Linked DNA regions of Homo sapiens: all the other regions are linked to region 2. A link is a contact called in ENCODE Hi-C or POLR2A ChIA-PET data. All regions are on one chromosome and are shown on one strand. The core of a region is the stretch at or near the end of the contact, and the rest is flanking DNA. Distances in the headings are between cores, read along the strand shown. Region 1 holds the start of SAMD4A (sterile alpha motif domain containing 4A). Region 2 overlaps MAPK1IP1L (mitogen-activated protein kinase 1 interacting protein 1 like). Region 3 overlaps ATG14 (autophagy related 14).

Region 1 (4,986 bases), core at 1,481-3,980, 500 kb before region 2:
GTATATACCGAAGTAGACCATACTCTCTAATCCTCCCTATTTCCTGATATAAGTTATTACTAAGAATTAGCTAATTCATAGTAATCTCTTGGAGAAAATCTATCAAGCCTTTCTGCCTCTACAGTAACAAAACAAAACAAAAATAAAACACTGACTTCAGGTTTCCTGTTTTCTAAATAGGGCAAAATATTCATTAAATTAAGCGGATACCTCACCTGTCTGGTTAATAATTAACTTTTAAAAAATCCACATTTTTGCAGCTCGACCTCGACAAGACCTTTCAAAAACCCTAACAGATGGTTAGGTGCTATCACGTGTCTGAAACGAACTATACGCTGCAGAAACTAAATTTGAGGAGGAAGGGAAGAAAGCATTTAAATTCCAGGGACATATGCCGGAGTTGGAAAACAAAAGTGTTAATTAGTGGAATAATATCTCAGATACTTTCTCTTCAAAACAGTGGATTAGCAGGAGTAGGAAAGGCTGGGTCTGAAACACGCGTTTCACTGCCTTCTCAGAATTACTCCCGTATAAACAAAGCCTCAAGTTGCTGGAGGGAGCAGTGTTTCCTCTGAAATCACGGAGATAGCCCAGATTTAGTCATCCAGTCCTTCTTGCGAATATTCAACCCATATCAGGAGGTACAGAGGTTTTTAGGGTTTAGGGTATTTTTAACCAAACCTTTACTTTCAAGACTAGCAGAGGCACTTTCGCAGCCCACCCTGCGCCACTCAGCCTCTGCGCTGCGCCCTCCTCGCCTCTCGCGCGGCAAGGACCTGAAGCCCCGGTGTGGCCGCGGCCCTGCGCACTCTCCAGATCCAGGTGAAGGTTGCGAGGCCTGGCGACGCCTAAGCGCTGACAGGTGGCCTCGCCCCGCCTCTTTGTCGCCCAGGGCGGCGCTCGCCTCCGCTCCAGGCCAGAAGCCGCAGCCCGCGCGCCAGGCACAGCTCCCCCGACCGGTCTCAGGAGTTCGGCCACCTCCCCGGGGAAGAGTGGGACTCAGCCAGGCGCCGGGCCGGCCTCTAGGAGCCTGCGCCAGAGCAAAGGGCATCCGGCACCCGACCCGGGCCAGGCCCTTGGACTAGGGCGGCACGGAACCTAGCGCCTGGGCAGGTCCAACCCTGCGCACTGCCCCTCAGCCTCGTGAACCCTTCGCCTCCACGACCCCCGGAACCCATCCCAGCAAGTGCGGCAGTGACCTCGGGTCTCACCGCCCGGGGGCCAAACACCTCGGCCACCCCGGGGCCCCAGAAGGGCCGAGGGTCAGCCGAGCGGACGAACCACATTCCCAAGGACAAGCAGCGGGTGGCAGCACCGCCCCCGCCCGAGCGCCCTCGGGTCCCTTTCTGCCGGGGCTCCAGTGGCTTGAGTGTCCCGACCCCTCCAGAACACGCAGGCGGCCGCAGGAAGAAATTCACCCGGACCCGTCCTCTTCCCCGAACTTCTTCGTTCCTCTCGGAGGTTCCTTCTACCCGACCCCTCTGCGCCACCAGCTCCTCCCACTCCGCTCCCCTCCCCTTTTTCTGGTCCCCACTTAGGAATCCGTCCCCCCGCCCTGCGCCGGGTCCGGGGTTCCTCCCCCCGGCTCCCCCCGCGTGCCGTCGCCGCCGCCCGGGTTCCTCTCCCCCCGCTCGGGCGCTCCCTGCCAAGCCCATGATGTAATGGTGTATGTTAATCAGTAGCATGTGGGGAGCTCCGGCTCGGGCGGCTCAGTCCTCCGCGAGCCGACACTGGAGGCAGCAGCAGCGGCGGCTGCAGCGGCCCCGACTCGAAGCACCGCACTCTCCCCGCGCCGCCCGCCCCGACGGCATGGCCCGCGGCCGGCGCTCCGGGCGCCCCCAACCCCGCTGAGAGCCGCCGCGGCCCCGGACCCGCGCAAGGGCCCCCGAGCCGCCGGGATGAGCCGCGCCGAGGTGAGCGCTCCCTCCCTACGGCCCTCGGCGGGGGACCCGCGGGTCACTGGGGGTCCCCTCCCCGGGGGCTTCCCCCTCCGCCCGAGAAGTTCTGGGAGCCGGAAGCAGCGTGTTGTTGGAAGCTAGCGGCTCCTTGAAGGCTGAGTCGCTGGGTTCTCCTCCCCGCCGGCGGCGGCCACGAGAACCGGGATGGGACTGGGGGAACCCCCGCAGCCGAACTTTCTTTGCTGTCGTTGGGGGGCGTGTGCCTGCGGCGCCGATCCGCATTCCCCGCGGGGCCGCCCCGCTGGCCGAAGGGAGCAGCGCTGCGGACCCCGGCCGTCCCCTCGCGGGGCGTGTGCCCAGCGCTGTGCCGCCCTCGGCCTGCGACGCGCGGGCGAGGCTCCGGGCCGGACAGACCAGCCCGTAGGCGGCGGCGGCAGGATGCCTGCCACACACGCGCGCACACACACACGCACACGCGCGCGCACAGTGACCGCTCCGGCCGGAGCAGGCCCAGGGAGACCTCCCGGGTGGGCTGGTGCGGCGCGGCGCGGGGGAGCCGGGGCTCTGGGTTGCGCCGCCGCCCGCTGGGCGCGGAGCTTTGGGTGGAGAGAGTTTATTTTTGTCTCGAGCTGCTGCCGCGGCTGCTCACGGCCTAAATCCAGAGGGGCGCCTGGCGGTGGAGATGCTGGCTGTTGCTGTAGATGGAGCTGCAGCCGCTCGGCTGCTTCTCTGGGAGGAGGAGGAGGAGTAAGAGGAGGAGGAAGGAACTCGGGCTGCCGCTGCCTCCGCCTCTGCTTTGCATTAGCTCCCACCCCCACCCCCGCGCCCCTTCGCAGCCGCATTGCAAGTTTTCTGCGCGGGGAAGATCTGTTGCTGGTGCTGGCGTTCTTAAGCACGGCGCCCGAGGCCACCCCAGGCGGGCCGTGAGGGGAGCACCAGCCGTTGGCAGCGGCAGCAACAGGAAGCCGCGGGGTCTCCTCCCGCACCTGGGAAGCAGGCTTCTCGCTGTTACCCGGTGGGGAATAGCCCATCTCCCACATCGGGTGCGGAGGGGGCGGAGGGGGCGGCTGGATTTCGGCGAACCCAACCTTCCGCGGGACGCCCCCTCCCCTGGCCCCAGCACCCTCTGATGCCCTCGTCCCCCCAGGGCGCGCTCCTCCGCTAGCCGAGGTCTCACTGCAGCTCTTTCTCTCCTTCCAGTGGTGATCGCCGCTCGGGAATGCGGGCGTGAAGGGTCCGAGTTGCCGCCCAGCGGGGAGGAGACCCCAGGACGCCGGAAATCACCATCCCAAAGCTGCAAGAAGGGGGGAGAAAGCATTCTTCATTCAGTTGTGTGCCTTGTGGGGGATTTTTAAAAAGTCGTTTTTTTTTTTAAAGAAACATTTCCGTGCTACTGTCTGTCATCGTCTCTGGGGAAATCAGCCAGAACCACCGGAACGTAACTGAAACCAGACAAGAGAGGCAGGAGCCCAGGCAGTACCTGCAGCGTCCGGGCACCAGAGCCACCTTGGAACAGGAACGCGTCTCCGGCCGCGGGGCTGCGGCTCCGCCAAACTTTGGGGCGGGCGGGGCGGGCTGGGGCGCCCAGGGGGCTCTGTAGACCGAGGGCGGCCCCCTAACCATGATGTTTCGCGACCAGGTCGGGGTGCTGGCGGGCTGGTTTAAGGGCTGGAACGAGTGCGAGCAGACTGTTGCGCTGCTGTCGCTGCTCAAGCGCGTGAGCCAGACCCAGGCCCGCTTCCTCCAGCTCTGCCTGGAGCACTCGCTGGCCGACTGCGCCGAGCTGCACGTCCTCGAACGCGAGGCCAACAGCCCCGGTAAGTGTGCGGCGGCCGCCGCCGCCGTCCCGCCTGCCCAACCCCCGCTCCTCCCTCCGCTTCTCTGCCTCGGGCCAGGCCGAGGCCAGTCCCTGCCAGCCGCGCCGGGACCTGGACGGCGTGGCCCCGAGGCCCTCGGAATCCACCCCCTCCGGGTGTCCCCCCACTACCGCCCCCCACCTACTTACCTCCGCCGGCCGCTTTGGGATTTTGCCCACTGTGAACTCCGTCAGCCCTTTCCGTGTGGTAGCTACGGTAGCATGAATGATTGATTTTTCTCTCATGCAGTTTCCTGGGAAATAAGTAAGTCAGGTCACGTAGAGTCTGGATTTTCTGGGTGTGTGTGTTTTTTCCTTCCTCCTCCTTCTTTTGGGCAACGTGGCTCGCTGGATTTCAGCAACACATGATAGATGCCCGGGACTGCCCTTCAGAAGCCAAGCTTGGATAAGGCTGTGTGAGGAGTACATGAAAATCCAATTTTATTATTCATTTTTCCCCACAGATATTCTGGTTTTAGAGCTTCGTCTTCAGAATAATATGCAGGTGACGCTAGAGACTAGTAAAATGACATTTGCAGCATATATATATATATATATATATATATATATATATATATATATATATATATAATGCGGTTAAGCTTACTGCTCGTGACATTATCCATATTGATACGGATCTTGTAGAAAAAAAGGGTCTTGGAGAAAGGACAGGCATGAAGTGGGTTACTTAATGCTTTTCGTTAGGAAACTTTACTGAATAGAACAGAATCGTTTCATATTACCCTGCTAGTATTTACAGACACCTCAACTAGTATGGAAAGTGAATATAGTCGAAAGGTCCAGCAGTTTCCTATTTGCTAGCGTGGGTGGTGACAGACTGAAATTATATCCTGGAGGGTAGGAGGAGGCTGGGGGATGGGGGGAAAGTCTGATGGTTGTGATTTTGGATAGGGGGAAATTCTTTAGTTCATGCTGCTGCAGGAGGGTGAACAGAGTCCCCAGTGTTTATGCAGAGAAAAGAATGCAGGGTCCTCTTCCAGCTGTTCCATGTTGGAGCTGCGAGCCTGCAAAGCTCAGCAGAGGTCTGGGCTGCCATTTGATGACAAGGTCCAGTCCAGGGCAGTGGGGCCTGGGAGACACTAAAGTGAGTGTGCCTTCAGAGCAGCAAGAAGCGAGCCGGCCTACTCATTCCTCCTCCCTAGTATGGTGTGCACGATGGTGAAAACACTAGAATGGGATGCTTCCATATATAGAATCATAGGGTGGAAGTGA
Region 2 (4,990 bases), core at 1,771-4,270:
TTTTTTTTAAGAATTTAATGTTTTTCAAGATTGTAGTGTTGATCAGCGCAACAATTCAAGTGTGCAAAGTAACAGGATAGTTTGCCTCTTCACTTTACCCCTGGATAAAGGCACTTTCACTGCCTGTCACTGATCAGCAGATACTGACTTGTTGCCATTAAGTGAACTTGACTTCTTATGTGTGCTCTATGAGTTTGTTGTAATTTTCTTCTTGAAATTGTGATTTTTCACTGACAGTAATGACAAATTTAATGTATGTAATTGTCTATGCATTTTAAGTTAAACTGCCTAAAATGTGATTTGAGACATATACATATGTTTGTATTATAAATTGTAAGCAATCAGTTTGAGATACTAGGTTTTATCACCTGCTGCTGTATTTGTAAACAAAGACAAATGTTGCTTTAAGAAGTAATTATAATTAGGAATAGGCTATGGATGTGATACTTGGTATTTTTTAAGATAAACTTGTTTGCTTTTGTGTATTATACCTGGAAACTTTTTTTAAAAAATGTATTTTCATGGTTTCACAGATTTTTCATGTTATTTTATTCTTTAGGCCCAATTCTGGGCTTCTCTGAGCAAGTCCAGAGCCTAATTAACTGTAAATTTGTTGTCAAAAAGGAAGAAAAAAGGGCCTGAGATACCTCTTTGCATGTGACCTGCATTCACTAAGGATATCTGGAAACCACCCTTCCTCCGCAAACCCTCTCAGCAACATGGTGTCCATTGTGGTGATTTTCTCTTCTTTTAAGGCTAGGCTACTCTTGGTAACCAGATTATCCGTATATATGATAATATGAAGTCAGGGAACTTTCTCTGTCTGTCCCTACTCCCCTCACTCCCCCACTTTCTGTTATGAAAGATAGTTCTACTTTTATCATTAACTGCTACGCATTTAGTGAGGGTCACATTATTAAACTTGGAGTTTACCATTTTCCCACAGGAGATTTCGCTGGCATTCCTTGGAACTCCCAATTTCAGTAGGGCAATGAATGAATGAATACTTTGCAGTGCTACTTTTGGAAGGAATTTCTGCTTTTTGCCTTATGATTGGACAAAATGCAGCTGTAAAATTTTAAATTGTTTTTGATATGTTATTCAATATCCCATGAAAGTATTCACCTAAAGTGGAGTTATGAAATGGATGGTGAAATAATAAGACCATTCTGGAGCAGGGCCAGTTTCTTTTTTTCCTGTTGTGAGATGACATTGCTCTGACAAACATGCTATCGTGGGTTACCTGACCCAGGCAAGTCCTTTTTTATCACCGTATTAATACTCTTAGCACCAATCCTTTTGCAACTGATCTCCAAAGCAAAATAGAATTCTAAATCTTAGCTCACTTATTTTAAATAAGGCATGCAATAGAATTCGAGTGCCAGGAGAGGATTTGGGTCATCTCATAGAGCTTATTCCTGTGGCTTTTACTTATTTTTGGGACAGTCTCACTCTGTCGCCCAGGCTGGAGTGCAGTGATGCAATCTCTGCTCACTGCAACCTCCGCCTCCCGAGTTCAAGCGATTCTCCTGCCTCAGCCTCCCAAGTGGTTGGAATTACAGGTGCACACCACCAGTCCTAGCTAGTTTTTGTATTTTTACTAGAAATGGGGTTTTGCCATGTTGACCAGGCTGGTCTCAAACTCCTGACCTCAGGTGATTCGCCTGCCTCAGCCTCCCAAAGTGCTGGGATTACAGGCTTGAGCCACCATGCCTGGCCCTCGTGGCACTTAAACTTTTTTCTCTCATTTGGGAAAATTGATTTTCCCAGTGCTGAGGAGAGGACCAAGTAGAGCTTATAACGCTTAGTCTCTCCCTGCTTTCCCTAGAGCAGTTCCACTCTGCACTTCGTGTATTTTCCTTACTGATAAGTTGCTTCAGGAAGGGGACAGATTTGCTGCTTTTAAATTTTAAAAAACTACCATTATAAATGACCATGTCTGCTACTTGAGGTTTATTTAGATCATAGTCAGAGGTTCCCAAGTGTAATAGAATTGGGTCATATGGGATTCTAAGCCATACTTAGTTTTACGTAAGAAAAGAGGAAATAGAACATTTTAAGTTTTGCTCTGATTATGTTTTATGTCAGAGCTTGTCGTTTTATTTAATGGTCATATAGTCTAGCTTTCCTTAAAGATACGTAGATTTAAAAGCCACTTTAGAGATAAGGAAACCAAGTTTAAAAGAGATACGCAGTGACTCATGCCTGTGTAATCCCAACACTTTGAAAGGCCAGGGCAGGAGGATCATTTGAAGCCAGGAGTTTGAGACCAGCCTGGACAACATAGCAAGACCCCATCTCCACAAGCCAAAATTGAAGAATTAGCCAGGTGTGGTGGCATGTGCCTCTAGTCCCAGCTACTCAGGAGGCCAAGGTGGCAGGATCACTTGAGCCCCGGAGTTAGAGGCTACACTGCACTCCAGCCTGGACGACAGAGCAAGATCCTGTTTAGAGGTTAAATTCCCAGAGTCATACCACATAAATAATGAACCAGTGCTTCTGTTATCAAGGCTTAGAGTTTATCCACTAGGTTCTATTTTTTTTGTTCAGGCATCTAGTACTGCAGTTCTTCCAAAACTATCTGGACAATCAAATCTATCTAAATTGAATGTTATGTAGCAGACCTCTCACACTTCATTTAGTGAGTTTCATCGGATATTCAGTTAAAAAAAAAAAAAAAAGCTAATGGTTATGTTTGAAATGCATGGTTTTGTGAATAATCACAGTTCTTCAAGTGCTAACCTAGAACTTGAGTTGTGTTTTCATAAAGGCAAATGTTCAAAGGTATAGCAGTTAAGAGTGGGTTTAAAATGTGAATGAGAGAATTAAGGTAGTGGATGATCAAACCACTAGTTCCAGGTCCAGCCTTTGCAGTTACCAGTCATTGGAGACATGGATATCCAGCTACCCTGCAGTGGCACACACTAGGCCAAGGCTGTCAGAGCAGCTGAGACAGAAGAGGTCTCTGTTAGCAGTGGATGGGCAGCCAAGATGTACAGGAACTGCACAGAGTGTGGAAGAGTCAGAGTGAGGTTCTGCCAAGCACGGCATGACAGTTCTTTTTTTAAACGTGCCAATGCAGGACATGCTAAGTTAAAATATCTTAACTGTTGCTTAGTTACTGCAACACACAAAAACCCCAAGTACTAAGCTTAATGAATCACCTGCGTCCTTTCTTGAATGCTCAAATCTACAAAAAGACTAAACTGCATGACTAACGATTAGGACTCTTACTTGGGCTTTTTATAGAAGTGGAATGAAGAGGACTTGTGCGAACTAGGAAAAGCAGCTTCCCAGCATAAGATTTCTCGTCTGAAAGGGGTAATAAGTCTCCACCTTCGATGCCTCTGTGATCAAATTCTAAAGGGCAGCCCTTCATGGTTCAGCGAGCAACACAATTGCTGGGGATTCACAGGGCAGAGTTGGTATTTTTATTTTTTACTTTTCTTTTTAAATCAGTGTTGGGTCACGAATTTGTTTTTTAGGGTTTTTATTTTAAGCTTTGAGCTCAGCTCTGGTGTGTGATTTACGGCAACTGATTAGCTTCCTGTGCTCACTTCCCTTACCTATAAACATAATAATGCTCAAAGTACCATGAGGGAAAAAACATTCTTCATTCCCTCTAGCTAGAGATCCACTAGGTATGTTAGCATACCCCAAACAATGCACATCTAATATAGTAGCTCTATATGAATATTCCTTTTTTAAAAATCAGATTATCACCCAGGCGTGGTGGCTCATGCCTATAATCCCAGCTACTTGGGAGGCTGAGGTGGGAGGATCACATGAGCCCAAGAAGCAGACGTAGCAGTGAGCCATGATGGCACCACGCCTGAGTGACAGAGTAAGACCCTGTCTCAAAAAAATAAAAATTAGGTGATCAACATTAAGGATTAAATGTTACACAATGTGATTAGCTCTTACCTCACATGCCGGGGGGAGCAGGGAGTACACAATGTGATCCTAATATTTATTAACCACCAACCTTGTGCTCTAAGCAAGTGGTTATATGTCCCAGTTGGATATATGGCCTGGAATCATTCTGGTTCCTGTTTGCCAGGTATAATTTTTTTTTTTTTTTTTTTTTTGAGACAGAGTTTTGCTTTTTCCCTCCAGGCTGAAATGCAATGGCATGATCTCGGCTCACTGCAACCTCCGCCTCCTGGGTTCAAGCGATTCTCCTGCCTCAGCCTCCCAAGTAGCTGGGATTACAAGTGCCCACCACCACACCCAGCTGGTTTTTGTATTTTTAGTAGAGACAGGGTTTCACCATGTTGGCCAGGCTGGTCTCGAACTCCTGACCTCAGGTGATCCACCCACCTTGGCCTCCCAAAGTGCTGGGACTACAGGCGTGAGCCACCACGCCCAGACTCCAGGTATAATTATTAAAGCACCTCCCTTGCATCCACAAAAGTGTCCTGGTGTTTGTGATAAGTCACATGGTTGTCCTAAATATAACAAAAAAAGAGTACCAGTGAAGATTTTATTTCCTCAGAGAAAAAACTTGTCCTAAAAAACATGTTTTACTGTAGAAGTTACCCCTTCATTCACATACAGTCGGCCGCTTGTATCTGTGGGTTCTGCATCTGGGGATTCAACCAACCTCAGGTGGAAAATATTTCGAAGGAAAACAACAATAAATAATACAAAATGTAAAATACAATATAGCAACTATGTGCTAGCATTTACATTGTATTAGGTATTCTAAGTAATCTAGATATGATTTAAAGTATAAGGGAGGATGTGCGTAGTTTACAGGCAAATACGACACCATTTAATATCAGCAACCCAAGCATCTGTGGATTTTGGTATCCCAGGAGGGTCCTGGAACCAATCCCCTGTGGATACTGAGAGATGACTATATTATTTAGGGTGCTACTCAGACTGCATCTTATAAAGGTGAAGAACCATATCCAAGTCACTGAATTGTAGCTACATTATCTTCAGTAAGTCCCAACGGCAAGAAGCAAGCACGTCCCAGTCTTGGAAC
Region 3 (4,843 bases), core at 883-3,382, 300 kb after region 2:
AAGAGCCCCTCAGACTAGGGGTGCTCTCAAGTTTACTAGGCCCCACCCTGCCCAGAAGTCAGTATTTTGCAAGGGTGAAAGGAGTAGGACTTTCTACTGCCCCTTGAATTTCTCTGCCAGCAAACTAATGGCCACTGCAGTTTTTAGCTCTGAGCACCCTCTTCTCAAGTTTCTCCTTGCACTTCATTTCTTTTCTCCCCTTTTTCTTTTCCTTGGCAAACAGTTCTACTCTAGAGCCATCTTTTCCGATTCCTCTCCTAGCGCCACTCCCAAATATCCTCTGGTTACTAAACCCTCAGGCTCATCTCACATATCTGAACCAGTCTCAAAACTTTAGCTGGCTGGGACTCCTCCCCTCCCACCTCCCACTCTGTCTGGGGTCACCAGGGCTACCTGTTATCATTAAATAAGCCCCCTTTCCATTCTCAATTTGTCACCCTGGCCCAGGTCCTCACCATATCACCACCACTTTCCCATCTGCCTCCTCTTGCTGGAGAGCTGCCTCTCTCCTCCTGGCACGCACCCACTAAAAAAGTTCACAATTTAAATTCCTTCCCTGGGCTCCCTCCTTTACTAAACCAAAGATGCTCTGATTCTGTTCTGTTCAGCTGTGCAGTCTAGGGGACCTCAGAACTGACTGCCAGGCTAAGTCTCTCATCTTCCCCAGGATCCCCCAAAGGTCCCAGTCAGCTTTTTACCACAGCTCACTCCTCCCTTCCTTCTTTCCCTTTCTCCCTCCCTCCCTTCTTTCCATCCTTTCTTCCTCACTCCTTCCCTTCCTCCTTCCCTCCCTCCCTTCCTTTCTTCCCCAGTCAGCTTTTTCCACAGCTTGCTCCTTCCTTCGCTCCTCCCTGCTCCCTTCCTTCCTTCCTTCCTTTTTACCACAGCTCCTTCCTTCTTTCCTCCCTCCCTCCAAGGCTCAGCCTGTTTTCTTCTTTGATGCTGCCTTCTCCAATCCTGGGGTCTTAGTTTTCCCAGGAGACAGGCAGAAGGGACAGAGAGGAGGAAATGTCCAAGTTCCCGGTGGACTCCGGTTCTCTGCGTGGAGAAACCCACCTGGCACGGAGCAGGCGCTCAGCTAAGTACAATGAAAAGCGACTGAATGGAAGACTCCTCAAGGGGCCAGTATGGAACAATTTTGGTTCCAATGATCAACCTACATTTCTGAGAAGCCACAGAGCAGGAGGAGAGGCCCCTGCGATGTTTCTCCACCCAGTGCCTCTCCCACTTCTAGATTAGAGATACATCACCTGCCTGCCAGACCCCAAGCTAGAGACACAGCACACACAACCAACTAGCAAAATAATTCATCCTATTTTGCTTAATGTCTTTGGGGAATTAAGATTATAAAATTGTTTCCTAATTTTTAGTTTAGCTGAATAATGGATATCTTTTTATTCAAGACCCTGAACCAGGAATACTCATTTTCTCATGGTGCTGCAGGGAGGTATTCTACCAATTAAGGCAACAAAAGGATCTTTCTAGCTTTGTAAAAGTCACTTTTATAATATATCCTATTTCAAATATGTGGGAGTGTGTGCATTGATGGACACAGAAACTGCACAAAGGATAAGCAATGGGCAAAATATTAATAGGTCAATCTGGGTAAGGGTGTATATGACTGTACTATTTTTATTACTTATTTTTTTATTTTGAGATGCAGTCTCACTCCGTTTCCCAGGCCAGAGTGTAGCAGCACGATCTCAGCTCACTGCAAACTCCGCCTCCTGGGTTCAAGCGATTCTCCTGCCTCAGCCTCCCAAGTAGCTGGGGTTACAGGCACCCGCCACCACGCCCAGATAATTTCAGTACTTTTAGTAGAGATGCAGTTTCCCATGTTGGCCGGGCTGGTCTCAAACTCCTGAACTCAAGTGATCCGCCCACCTCAGCCTCCCAAAGTGCTGGGATTACAGGTGTGAGCCACCATGCCTGGTCCTATTTTTATTTTTTTGTAATTTTTCTGTAAGTTTAAATTTGTTTCAAAAAAAAAAAAAAAAGTTTATCTTTTCAGAATAGAATCCTCAGTTGTGCCGGTCTGAACAGAAACAGGAAATCCCACCCAGGTTCCATGAACAATCTTCTCTACACTTTGATTCTGATGAAGCAGGTGTGAAAAGGGGACTCCTGAAGTTCTACTTCCTGTCCTCTGGCCATAAACTTAGATGTGACTCACAGCCTAATTGTGTGTGCAATTCTCAATGGAAAACCTGACTCAAGAGTAAGCCTACAGAAAACTTCAGACCCGCTACAAAAATTCACCTCCAGTATGAGTGCTTTTTTCCCTCAACTACCAGCAACGCTGGATTCATCGAGCCTTCCTATTTTTGTCAAACTGATGGTTGCAAATGGAAACTTGTTTTGAATTGCATTTTAAGTTTTTTATTATTTTAATGTTTTTTTTTAAAGAGATGGGGGTCTCACTGTGTTGCCCAGACTGAAGTACAGTGGCTATTCACAAAAGTGATCACAGTTCACTGCAGCCTCCAACTCCTGAGCTCAAGTGATCTGACTACTTACATTTCTTGTGTGAGCCGCATGTTTTAATCTTTTGTCTATTTTTCTAATAGGTTGTTGGTCTTTCCTGTACTGATTTGAAAGATTTCAGTTGTCTAGATTTTAATCTGTTGTCTGTTATAGAGGTTGTGGAACCTATCTATGACATGTCTTTTAACTTTGTTTATGGCAGCTTTCACTAGACACACTCAGAGTTCTGACACAGGAAGATGTCTAACTCCTTTCCTTTATGGTTTTTGGGTTTTGTGGCTTACTTGGGAATTCCCTCACCACCCTATCATTATAAAACACTGTCCTTTTGCTTATTTTATAGCTGTATTTTTTTAAATAAGGTTTTTTATATCATCTGGATTTTATTTTTGTATATAGAATGTGGTATGAACTCAACTTTTCCCCCATATGAATACCCAACTGGCCCAACGCTATTGAACCATTATCTGATTCAACGCCTCCTCTATCATAAGATTATATTTCCACATATACAAGAGTCTGTTTCGGGACTATTTTCTTCCTCTAATCACTCCACCTATTTGCATGCTAACAGCACTCTGTTTTAATTACCTTTATGCTATGTTTTAAATGGACCAACCCCATCCCTCATTATTGTTTTCAAAACTTCCTTGCAGACTATACTTCTAGTTGAACTTTAGAATCAGCTTGTCAAAGCTCCATGAAATACGATCAGTCTTCCTTTTGAGAAGTAGCCCTTTTGCAACACTGAGCCTTCTCATCCTGGAAAATCATAAGGGTTTTCCCTGCCTGTGGCTTTCTTTCAGCTCCACTCCTCATACGGTGTGTAGAGCCATTCAAATAATACATGTGGAATAAAAATAAGCTTCATAATTTTTATAATCATTTTACATATATTTTATTAAGATCACTGCTATGGAATTTATAGTTTTTGCTGCTACAGTAAAAGGAATACTTTTTCCATTAAATTTCCAAACTGGTTGTTGTTGGCACACAAGACAGCAACTGTTTTTTGTATGTTTATCTTTTTCTTTGTGAAGAGACAGGGCTTCATTCTGTCATCCAGGTTGGAGTGCAGTGGCACAAACTTCCACAGCCTGGAGCTCCTCAACTCAGGCGACCCTCCCACCTCAGCCTCCACAGCAGCTGGGACTACAGGCATGCATTACCACGCCGGGCTAAATTTTTTTTTTTTTTTTTTTTTTTTTTTACTTTTTGTAGACATGGAGTCTCACTATGTTGCCCAGGCTGGTCTTGAACTCCTGGGCTCAAGTGATCCTCCCACTTCAGCCTCCCAAGTAGCTGGCATTATAGGCGTGAGCCACCATGCCTGGTTTGAACTATCATTTCAAACAGTTTCTTAGTTCTCTTGGATATCCAGTTCAATAATTATACCATCTACAATACTCCCAACTTAGTTTCTTTCTTTCCAATATAAATACACTTCACTTCTTTTTAAAAATGCTTTGCCTTGGCAAGGCCTTCAGAGCTGTTAACACAGCACTGATAGTAGGCATCCTTGATTGTTCCTATGTAATCTATTGCATAAATTACATCAGTATCTATGTAAGTAACGTGCCATGAAGTATAACTTTCCTTGTAGGTTTATGATAGATATCCACTAGTAATAATCTACTTTTAACTTGCTAGTAATTTTCCCCCCTAATTATTAATGGGAACTGCATTTTATTTAATTCTCTTTGGCATCTATCAGGTCGATCTTATGTTTTTTCTTCTTTAATCTGTTAATGTGATGAAATAATAAATACTGGTTAACTGCATGAGTGTCTACTACTGTGGAGTCAGCCAGGTGTGCACTGAGACCCTGGCTCCACCACTTGTACTGGCTCTGTGACCATGGCCATGAGTTACTTGACCATACTAAGCGTCAGTTTCTCCTGTCTATAAAGTAGGAATAATATCCAAGGCAAGTAAAGTGGTTGGCCTTGTGTCAATAAATAGTGGCCCAATAAATATTAGCTCTTATTAGTAAGGATAAATTTCCTAATTTGAGCCCTTTACAGGTAAGGTACAGAGAGGATGGTGAGTAAACTCACAGAAACCAACCATCAAAACTGGGATGGATTTCTAATGTTCACGTTTCCATGGCTCATGAACCAATGAATGGGATCAGGGGTGAGAGGCATGAACTCCCTGTAAAATGGCACAACATTGTAAGTATATGTGCAGTTTCCTGGCGAGTTCACAGCTTTTTATAAAGGAGTCTATGTCCTGGAAATGTTAACTATCTGAGGTGGGGAGGGGGAGGAAGCATAAGACAATGGTTAAAAGCAGATTATCACTGAAAGTTAACTGCTGCATGGGGGAAGCCAGGCACACGTGTTAGTGGACGAGGCCT

The links. Hi-C counts contacts between places; a loop is a spot of excess contacts on that map. ChIA-PET counts read pairs that join two places held with the same protein, here RNA polymerase II (POLR2A). Pooled maps may share reads with other maps.
Region 1: a pooled map shows a loop between it and region 2 (4-fold over the local background). The contact joins the promoter of SAMD4A here to the enhancer-like site in region 2. A Hi-C loop is called at or near these places in 2 of 37 single-sample maps with no recorded cell type and 6 of 50 pooled maps. POLR2A ChIA-PET finds 5 or more read pairs at or near these places in 5 of 52 experiments (A673, GM12878, MCF 10A and 2 more).
Region 3: a loop to region 2 is called in a pooled map, with 4 times the contacts of the local background. The contact joins two enhancer-like sites. A Hi-C loop is called at or near these places in 6 of 50 pooled maps. POLR2A ChIA-PET finds 5 or more read pairs at or near these places in 4 of 52 experiments (H1, activated CD4-positive, alpha-beta T cell, activated CD4-positive, alpha-beta memory T cell and 1 more).

The regions. Positions count from the first base shown.
Region 1 is chr14:54,564,398-54,569,383 of GRCh38, forward strand. It overlaps SAMD4A (sterile alpha motif domain containing 4A), which reads left to right and starts at 2,731. Exons shown (of 13, transcript NM_015589.6): 1 at 2,731-2,941; 2 at 3,099-3,715. The coding sequence starts at 3,520. RefSeq lists silencers at 1,513-1,642, 2,203-2,252, 2,373-2,562, 3,403-3,462, 3,703-3,762 and 2 more.
Region 2 is chr14:55,069,016-55,074,005 of GRCh38, forward strand. MAPK1IP1L (mitogen-activated protein kinase 1 interacting protein 1 like) reads left to right here. Exons shown (of 4, transcript NM_144578.4): 4 at 1-1,179. Among named protein-coding and RNA genes, the nearest start is that of MAPK1IP1L, 20 kb to the left of the region's middle. RefSeq lists an enhancer at 3,199-3,318. Within about 2 kb of position 3,021, at least 14 of the 41 ENCODE cell types and tissues checked have a DNase peak (open chromatin) inside an H3K27ac peak, as active enhancers do; they include GM12878, where a contact is called at or near this core.
Region 3 is chr14:55,371,824-55,376,666 of GRCh38, forward strand. All of the region lies in intron 9 of ATG14 (autophagy related 14), which reads right to left. It also overlaps a transcript of FBXO34 not described here. Among named protein-coding and RNA genes, the nearest start is that of ATG14, 38 kb to the right of the region's middle. Within about 2 kb of position 2,133, at least 6 of the 41 ENCODE cell types and tissues checked have a DNase peak (open chromatin) inside an H3K27ac peak, as active enhancers do.